3 separate regions of the Homo sapiens genome follow, and all the other regions are linked to region 3. Evidence: chromatin loops called from intact Hi-C (ENCODE). Cell type or tissue: PC-9. All regions are shown on one strand.

Region 1 (2,500 bases), 62 kb after region 3:
AAAATTAGCTGGGTGTGGTGGTGCACACCTGTAATCCCAGCTACTCAGGAGGTTGAGGCTGGAGAATCACTTAAACCTGGGAGGCAGACGTGGCAGTGAGTTGAGATCATGCCATTGCATTCTGGCCTGGCCAACAGAGTGAGACTTTGTATGAGAAAAAAAAAAAAAAGTACACACAAAAAATGAAGAGGACTTTAGAGAGTTTCTGTTTGATTCATTTATCACAGCTAAAGAAACCCTTCAGGGTAATCTCCCTGTCAACGCCACTGAGTCTACAGAAGTTTCCCCAAAGTTAAGGGAAATTCCTTCCATTCCTGCAGCTAGCAGAGATCTTGTGACAGCTACTACACAGTGTTAGAACCCAGATATGGCAGCTGTTACCTACTCCTCAGATTTGAATTTACAAACAAGGAAATTCAGCCACCTATCTGAGGGTAGGAAATATCATTTAAAGCACATTTCTACATTCCTCATTTCCCCAAGTGACAGTACACATTGTCATCCGAAAAATAGTGTATCTTTCCATTCTTAAGTAGAATTCTTTGCACTACACTATAAGGCTCACTATTTTAACACGGTTAAAGAAAAGGCCTTTTAGCCCAAATGTAGCATATTTGCAATTCATGAAATGTTGACAAGTTGTATAAAACAGCATCATTGTAGAGATCATTTGATCGTGTAATTATAGGGGTAAATATTGGAGTGTTAAGGTTTTTATTAATGTTGATTCTGACAGGTTCAGAAACTTTGGCATAGTCATTTTGATTTTAGAAAGTAATGCACAGCTGCTCATTGGGATAATTATAATAAGTAAAAAACATGCCGAATTCTGAATTTTGTCAAAAGAGACATTTTGTCACAATCATCTTCCAAAATATGAAAAGCTACACTTGGGGCTCGGACAACTTAAATTTATGTTCCAGCTATGCCACTAGTTTGTGCGCAGTGCTGGTGAGTCATTTGGCTTCTCTAAGCCTCTGTCTCCTTGTTTAGAATAAAGTGGTTAGATGCTCTTAAATATGAAGGTGGAATAACAAGATTCTGTCTGCTTACCACTGTAGCTCCATGGTATGATGCAAAGAATGATACATGCTTGTCATTCAAAAAATATTTCCTGTACGAACTTATGGTGACTCATAATTGTACCATTTCACAATTCTATGGTAGGATTTGAAGAATTTCACATGGAGTTGTCACAATACAGGTATGCTCAAACACATACATACACACACACACTAAAAATGAGGAGATACCAAATATTCAGAGTTTTACATAACTCCTTTGTTAGAAGAGAAAAAAAAAACCTTTAGATAACTGCTGTCCTAAATCTCTTAGATTAATCTAACTTTCCACTGAAGAATCAAATTTAAGGAAATGTGACTTTTTAGAATTTTCAAAAACTAAGATTTTTTTCATTTACACATTTTATGACAAGAAAAGTCTTAGAGTTTATGTATCTCTCTCTATATTTGTACATATTAATGCAGGAGTAATCTAAGGCAATTAATTTAAAAATCAGACATATATTCCCATTTATTTTCTTGAAAGAAGACACACTTAGACATGTTTGCAGTAAAATAAATTGGTAAAGTTTCTTTTTGATTTAATCTTCTCTCTTAAAGCTCATAGGGCTGGCTAAAATTGCTCATTGTATTTCTGAATTTCCATTCCCCAACAATGCCTCATTTTATGTTTTTCTTTACACAACTTTTGGAATCCTTTTTCTTTTCACTCAGTTCTCCTCTTCCCCAGCCAAAATGTCTTTTGCTCAGATTAAACTCATTTACCAAAAGGAACGAATACATGATTATTTCCCAGAGGCAGTTTCATTTGAAAAGAAAAACATTTCCTAAATGAATCTCTAATTGGCCAAATTTCAGGTAAGGTAACAATCCCACTAGATTTCACTTCTTTCTCATGTCTCTTAAAACATATTCCTAGGTAATTGTCTAGTATGGTGGTTTTTCAAACTTTTAAAAGCCATTGAATTCTTGCCTCAAACAAAATTAGGCAGTGGCCTAGTGAGTAGAAGAGATAAGGGGCTAAAGTACTTGGCTAAATAGGGATAGGGGCCCAGGACCCTCCCCACTCACCTCTGCTTCTCTCCACCAGCCACTACTATAGAAAAACGCACCCAAGAACAACTCCAGTAAAAGGCCAGCCCTTATTTTCGCCCAAATGCACACACCTACGGTGAAAGAATGGATGATACACAAGTAGCCCATTCTCGGGCATCCAAAAGGAGCCTGTAGATGTCTGTTGCCATAATAAATCACATTCACTTTTTTTTGTTGTTGTTGTTGAGACGGAGTCTCGCTCTGTCACCCAGGCCGGAGTGCAGTGGCATGATTTCGGCTCACTGCAAGCTCCGCCTCCCGGGTTCACGCCATTCTCCTGCCTCAGCCTTCGGAATAGCTGGAACTACAGGCGCCCACCACCACGCCCGGCTAATTTTTTGTATTTTTAGTAGAGACAGGGTTTCACCGTATTAGCCAGGATG
Region 2 (2,500 bases), 160 kb after region 3:
GGTAGAGCAAACAAGCCTTGTAGCGGTTTGGGTGTGGGGTGGAGGATGCTGAGTGAAAGCCCATCTTTGTTAATGACAAAAAGACTGGATAAGAACAGCTCCAGGCATGCAGGCAGTCCAGGATACCAGTGGTTGTGTTGTTTACTGGGGAGCAGGGTCACTTTCCTTTTCTTGATAGTTGAGTCTCCAGCGAAGTAGGATACTATTCTATCTGCATGCTGAGAGATTCAGAGAAGGTGACTTAAACATGGAGCTTGGCAGTGAAGCAGGCTGACTAGAATATGGCACTTGGGTAGATTTTATGGTAAGACAGGAAAGAAGCTTTATAATAGCTGAGGTGGAACCGCAGCCCGATGGGACCTAAAGTTGTTGAGAGACAGCAACTGAGCCCACACACGCCTGGCATCTTAGCTAGCACTGAGCAAGCGCAGACAGCCAGAAACCCCCTCCAGCCTTTCACTTTGCTACCCAGCCTTTATTTGCCTCAAAGTTCCCTAATCTCCCACAGTCACTGGCCTGTAGCCACTCACCATGACCACATTCTGCTAATCTTCATGACTGAACAAGAGGCTCATGTGACTGGTTCCTGCCTCCCTTCCTTCCATAAATGTATATTTGCTGCTATGCACCAGGCATTGTGTTTCTGCTTCCCAGAAGCTTATAGTCTTATTTCTGCACTTCCTAAATAATCTGTTGATGTCATAGGGTACCTATTGCAGTGCCATTTCTTCAGCTTCCAAGTCCCTGACTCTACTCAGCCATACGTGGGCAACTCAGAGCACGACGTTACCTGTGATTTATTATTTTAAATTTAAAAACTGTAATATGAAACACAGAAAGGTCCACAAAACAGATATTTATAGTGATTAATTATAAAGTGAACAACCAGGTAGCAAGCTCCAGAAATAGAATAATATAAGCTCACCTTCCATTTCTGCTTTTCATGTATGGGGTTTACTTTAGCAAGACTGGCAGTGGAGTGCAGGGAATATAGGAAGGACATCTATCTTGCAACAATAATGCCATAGAGCTATCTTTGGTTCTTCTTCATGTTTTGGTTCATGCTGAGGCTTCTTTCTCTCTCCAGCCTCTGAGGTTCATACCTGGCATGATTCTGAGGGCTGTAGTTTCTTTCTTGAACTAGGGTCTTGCTGAACTGGCAGGAGATGAGTGCCTGAAACTCTCAGGTTAAGAATTCGTATCCCCTTTGGCTTGAGCCAAGATTGGCACCAGCTCCAGTAAAGAGGGGTTAACAGCATGTCATATGGTTAGTGTGAAGAGAAGTTTCTGTGGATTTCTTCTAAGCTGAAGCCAGGAAGCTATCCCCATGGTCAGTTCATACAACACATTAGATTCTCAGAAATCTCTCAGCCCTGCAGCAAGTTTTCTACTCACACACATTTTTCATTGTTTTAAAGGGTAAATAATGCTTTTCTGGACCGACTCCAAGGCAAAAGTCAACCAGGTGGCCTCGAGCAATCTGGAGGCTGTTGGAATATGAATAGCGGTAACAGCTGGGTGAGTTTTTTCTTTTCTCTTAAATCATCTTTCAATGTTGAAGAATAAAAACAATGAGAATTTTTAATATATGTTTTGGCCTTCTCCCCAGATATTACGTTTTTGTTGTTGTGCTGTTTGGCAGTGTGATGGGCAGTCAGCCAGGGGGATTACTGTAAATTCCACAATAGCTTCTGCTAGAGGGAGAAAGTCCTGATTTCAGCTCTGGCCAATCACAGTAAAAAATGACACCTGCCCTTTGTTCTCAGCATGATTGCCTGGACTTTAAGGGTTTTTATCATCCCTTGCCCAGACCTACAAAAAAACAAATGAACGTTTTTTTTTTTTTTTTTTCAGAAATATGGTTATAAAAATAATAAGCATTCTCTAGTAATATATTCTTTCAGTCAAACTAACACATCAAAGAAACCAGTAGTTAATTTTTCACTATGAAATGATTTTTTAGAAACCCTATAGCAAAAGGCACTTTTAAAAAATGAAATGTCCTTACCTATTTCTGTGATGAAAACCTTGCAACTGTGTTGCAATATGTGTTTAATGTATTTTGTGTGCATGATATATTATTGAACGAGCACCAAAGCTTTGGAACATATATAATTGTGAGGTTTGCAATGTGTACAAAATCAAAACTAAAGACCATAGGTCTTACAGTTTAATTGAAGCCCAAGTGTATAACTACCTTCTCTCTCTCTCACTCACTCCCTTTATATACACACATCAGATAGAAATCTGTAAATTGGTCACAATACAACAAAATAATCAAGTGCTTGCTGACCTAGAAAATCTAGAGAAGATCTTCCTTTAATAAATACTTGACAGACAAAAGATCATGTTTGAGAAGTCAATCTGTTAGAAATCTTACAGCATGTACCTTTGAAAGACATCTAGTAATCTAGTAGTTTACATTGATGAGTGGATTTTATAAATGTATACATATTTAAGATAATTGAACAGAAGCAAATTTGCAGAGAACACTGCCTGG
Region 3 (2,500 bases):
TCCTGAAGTCCTTCAGCTCACAAGCTCCAACAGAAGAATCTTTCTTTAAAAAGAAAGATCCTGGGTGTGGTGGCTCTACTAAAAGTACAAAATTAGCCAGGCATGGTGGCGCACGCCCGTAATCCCAGCTACTCGGGAGGTTGAGACAGGAGAATCGCTTGAACCCGGGAAGCGGTGAGCCGAGATTGCGCCGTTGCACTCCAGCCTGGGCAACAAGAGCAAAACTCCGTCTCCAAAAAAAGAAAGAGAAGAAGAAATATAAATATATGAGCTCACTGAAGGATATCTCATTCAATCTTCAACTCCTAGAGCACATCAGAAGTTCTGTCACATATATTTTACTTTTTCATTCAATAATAATGTAATAAAAACTTGAGTTTTTAATAATAAAATTAATAGACTACTTCTAAAGACTTATTTTACAGAAGGAAAAACAAAGGCCTTGTAACCTTTAAAAACAACAAAAAGAAAAAAACGGTGGAGAGGAAGCTGGACTAACTTCCAGCTCCCACTCGGACGTGCAGAAACAGCATGTGGAGACTCACACCGTGAACTTTTGCTCCAAGAACTACTCCAGAAACATATCAGGAAAACCAAAAGAATTCACAGACCCTTTGAAAGCAGCAGCTTGCCATTGCAGACTCCATGAGACAGCAGAAAAACCGTTAAGTGCCCAAAGTGTGAGAGGGGGAGTCTGCCTCTGAACATGCATCCTCACTGGGGAACCTGAAAATCCAGGAAACAGTAGGATTTAACCTTACCTAGAGCTGAAGAGAGCTGAGCGAAAATTAAAAGTAGAAGCAACAGCAGGAAGAGCCCTATAAGCACTCCTGGTCCCCAGGGAAGCCATTTCTGACTTTATCTCACAGGGGTCCTTCGGGAGGGTTGCCACTGGAATTAGGGAAGGACCACAGGTAGAAGGAAAGTTCCAGATGAACTTTGTGATAATTTCAATTGAGCATGAATTTTCCTGGGAGGAATGGAGGAAGGGGTGGGAGAGGTTCAAACAGGAAGTGCAGATATGAACACAGAAGATGCAGCATGCAGGGAGCCTGAAAGCCATGCTTGCTTTCTCAGTGGGAGGCTTATAGCCTGGGGCAAATTCCCAGTGCTGAGAACCACACCCCCATACCCCACAGTGGCCACAGCAAGCCCTGCCCAAGGACAATCTGAGTCAGACAAGCCTCACCCTTCCCCAACCTGGTGATCCTTCTCTACACACTGCCGCCTTCCACCACCCACACCAACCCACCCCACAGCCAAAAACAAAGGACATAATCTCTTGGGAGCTCTATGTCCCCACCCATCAGCTGAGAAAACCAAATACTTATCCAGGTGATCTTAGGGCAAGCTTGTATCCCCCATACTGCTGCAGCTGATGCTCTCTTGAAAGCTCTACCTCCTGGCTAGAAGCCAACAAACTCAAGCCATTATAGCAACTCATAAAAGAACAACCACACTCTAAGAAAAAAGAAAACAGCTATTTCCACTGCCTGTAGCATCCTGGCTAACCAGAGGTCCTGAGTCTGTCCATGTAACAACTGTACTACTAGTACCCAGTATTCAAGAAAACCAACTCACTAAACAAAACTACAAAGAGTCCACTTCACTCCCATGCTACCTCCACTGGAGCAGGTGCTGGTATCTACAGCTGAGAGACTCAAACACAGATCACATCTGTGTTTGACTCTTTGCAGACACTCCCCAGTACTAGCCCAGAGCCCAGTAGCTCTGCTGGGTGGCTAGACCCAGAAGAGCAGTAACAATCACTGCAGTCTGGCTCTCCGGAAGCCCAATCCCTAGAGGAAGGGGGAGTGCACCACATCAAAGGATCACCCCATGGGACAAAAGGATCTGAACAGCAGCCTTTGAGCCCCAGATCTTTCCTCTGACGTAGTCTACCCAAACGAGAAAGAACCAGAAAAACAATTCTGGTAGTATGACAAAGCAAGGTTCTTTAACATCTCCAAAAGACCACACTAGCTCACCAGCAATGGATCCAAACCAAGAAGAAATCTCTAAATTGTCAGATAAAGATTTCAGAAGGTCGATTATTATGTTACTCAAGGAGGCACCAAAGAAAAGTGAAAACCAACTTAAAGAAATTTAAAATATAATACAGTATATGGATAAAAATATCCAGAGAAATAGATACCATAAAGAAAAAACAATCACAACTTCTGGAAATGAAAGACACACTTAGGAAATGCAAAATACACTGGAAAGTTACAACAGAATCGAACAAGTAGAAAAAAGAACTTCATAGCTCAAAGACAAGGCTTTCAAACTGACCCAAACTGACAAAGACAAAAAAGAATTTAAAAAAAGGAACAAAGCCTCCAAGAAGTTTGGGATTACGTTAAATGACATAACCTAAGAATAACTGGTGTCCCCGACAAAGAAGGGAAATCTAAAAGTTTAGAAAATGTATTTGAGAGACTAGTTGAGGAAAACCTCCCTGGCCTTGCTAGAGACCTAGACATCCAAATATAAGAAGCTC

The links. Peaks named below come from ENCODE experiments on the same cell type or tissue, not always from the same donor. Only the 100,000 strongest peaks of a DNase experiment are listed, where the experiment ranks them.
Region 1: it touches region 3 in a loop (10-fold over the local background); 22 of 110 quality-filtered maps call a loop at or near these places.
Region 2: it touches region 3 in a loop (7-fold over the local background); 2 of 110 quality-filtered maps call a loop at or near these places.

The regions. Positions count from the first base shown.
Region 1 is chr13:42,995,338-42,997,837 of GRCh38, reverse strand. No RefSeq gene overlaps it. Among named protein-coding and RNA genes, the nearest start is that of EPSTI1, 4.3 kb to the right of the region's middle. RefSeq lists an enhancer at 176-265. In PC-9, no CTCF peak of the experiment used is centred here; a DNase peak (open chromatin) is centred at 1,157; H3K27ac peaks cover 2,064 bases.
Region 2 is chr13:42,894,027-42,896,526 of GRCh38, reverse strand. EPSTI1 (epithelial stromal interaction 1) reads left to right here. Exons shown (of 11, transcript NM_033255.5): 10 at 1,419-1,518. Among named protein-coding and RNA genes, the nearest start is that of LINC00428, 23 kb to the right of the region's middle. In PC-9, no CTCF peak of the experiment used is centred here; no DNase peak of the experiment used is centred here.
Region 3 is chr13:43,057,124-43,059,623 of GRCh38, reverse strand. All of the region lies in intron 1 of DNAJC15 (DnaJ heat shock protein family (Hsp40) member C15), which reads right to left. Among named protein-coding and RNA genes, the nearest start is that of DNAJC15, 35 kb to the right of the region's middle. RefSeq lists an enhancer at 928-1,447. In PC-9, no CTCF peak of the experiment used is centred here; a DNase peak (open chromatin) is centred at 1,113; H3K4me3 peaks cover 346 bases; H3K27ac peaks cover 2,037 bases.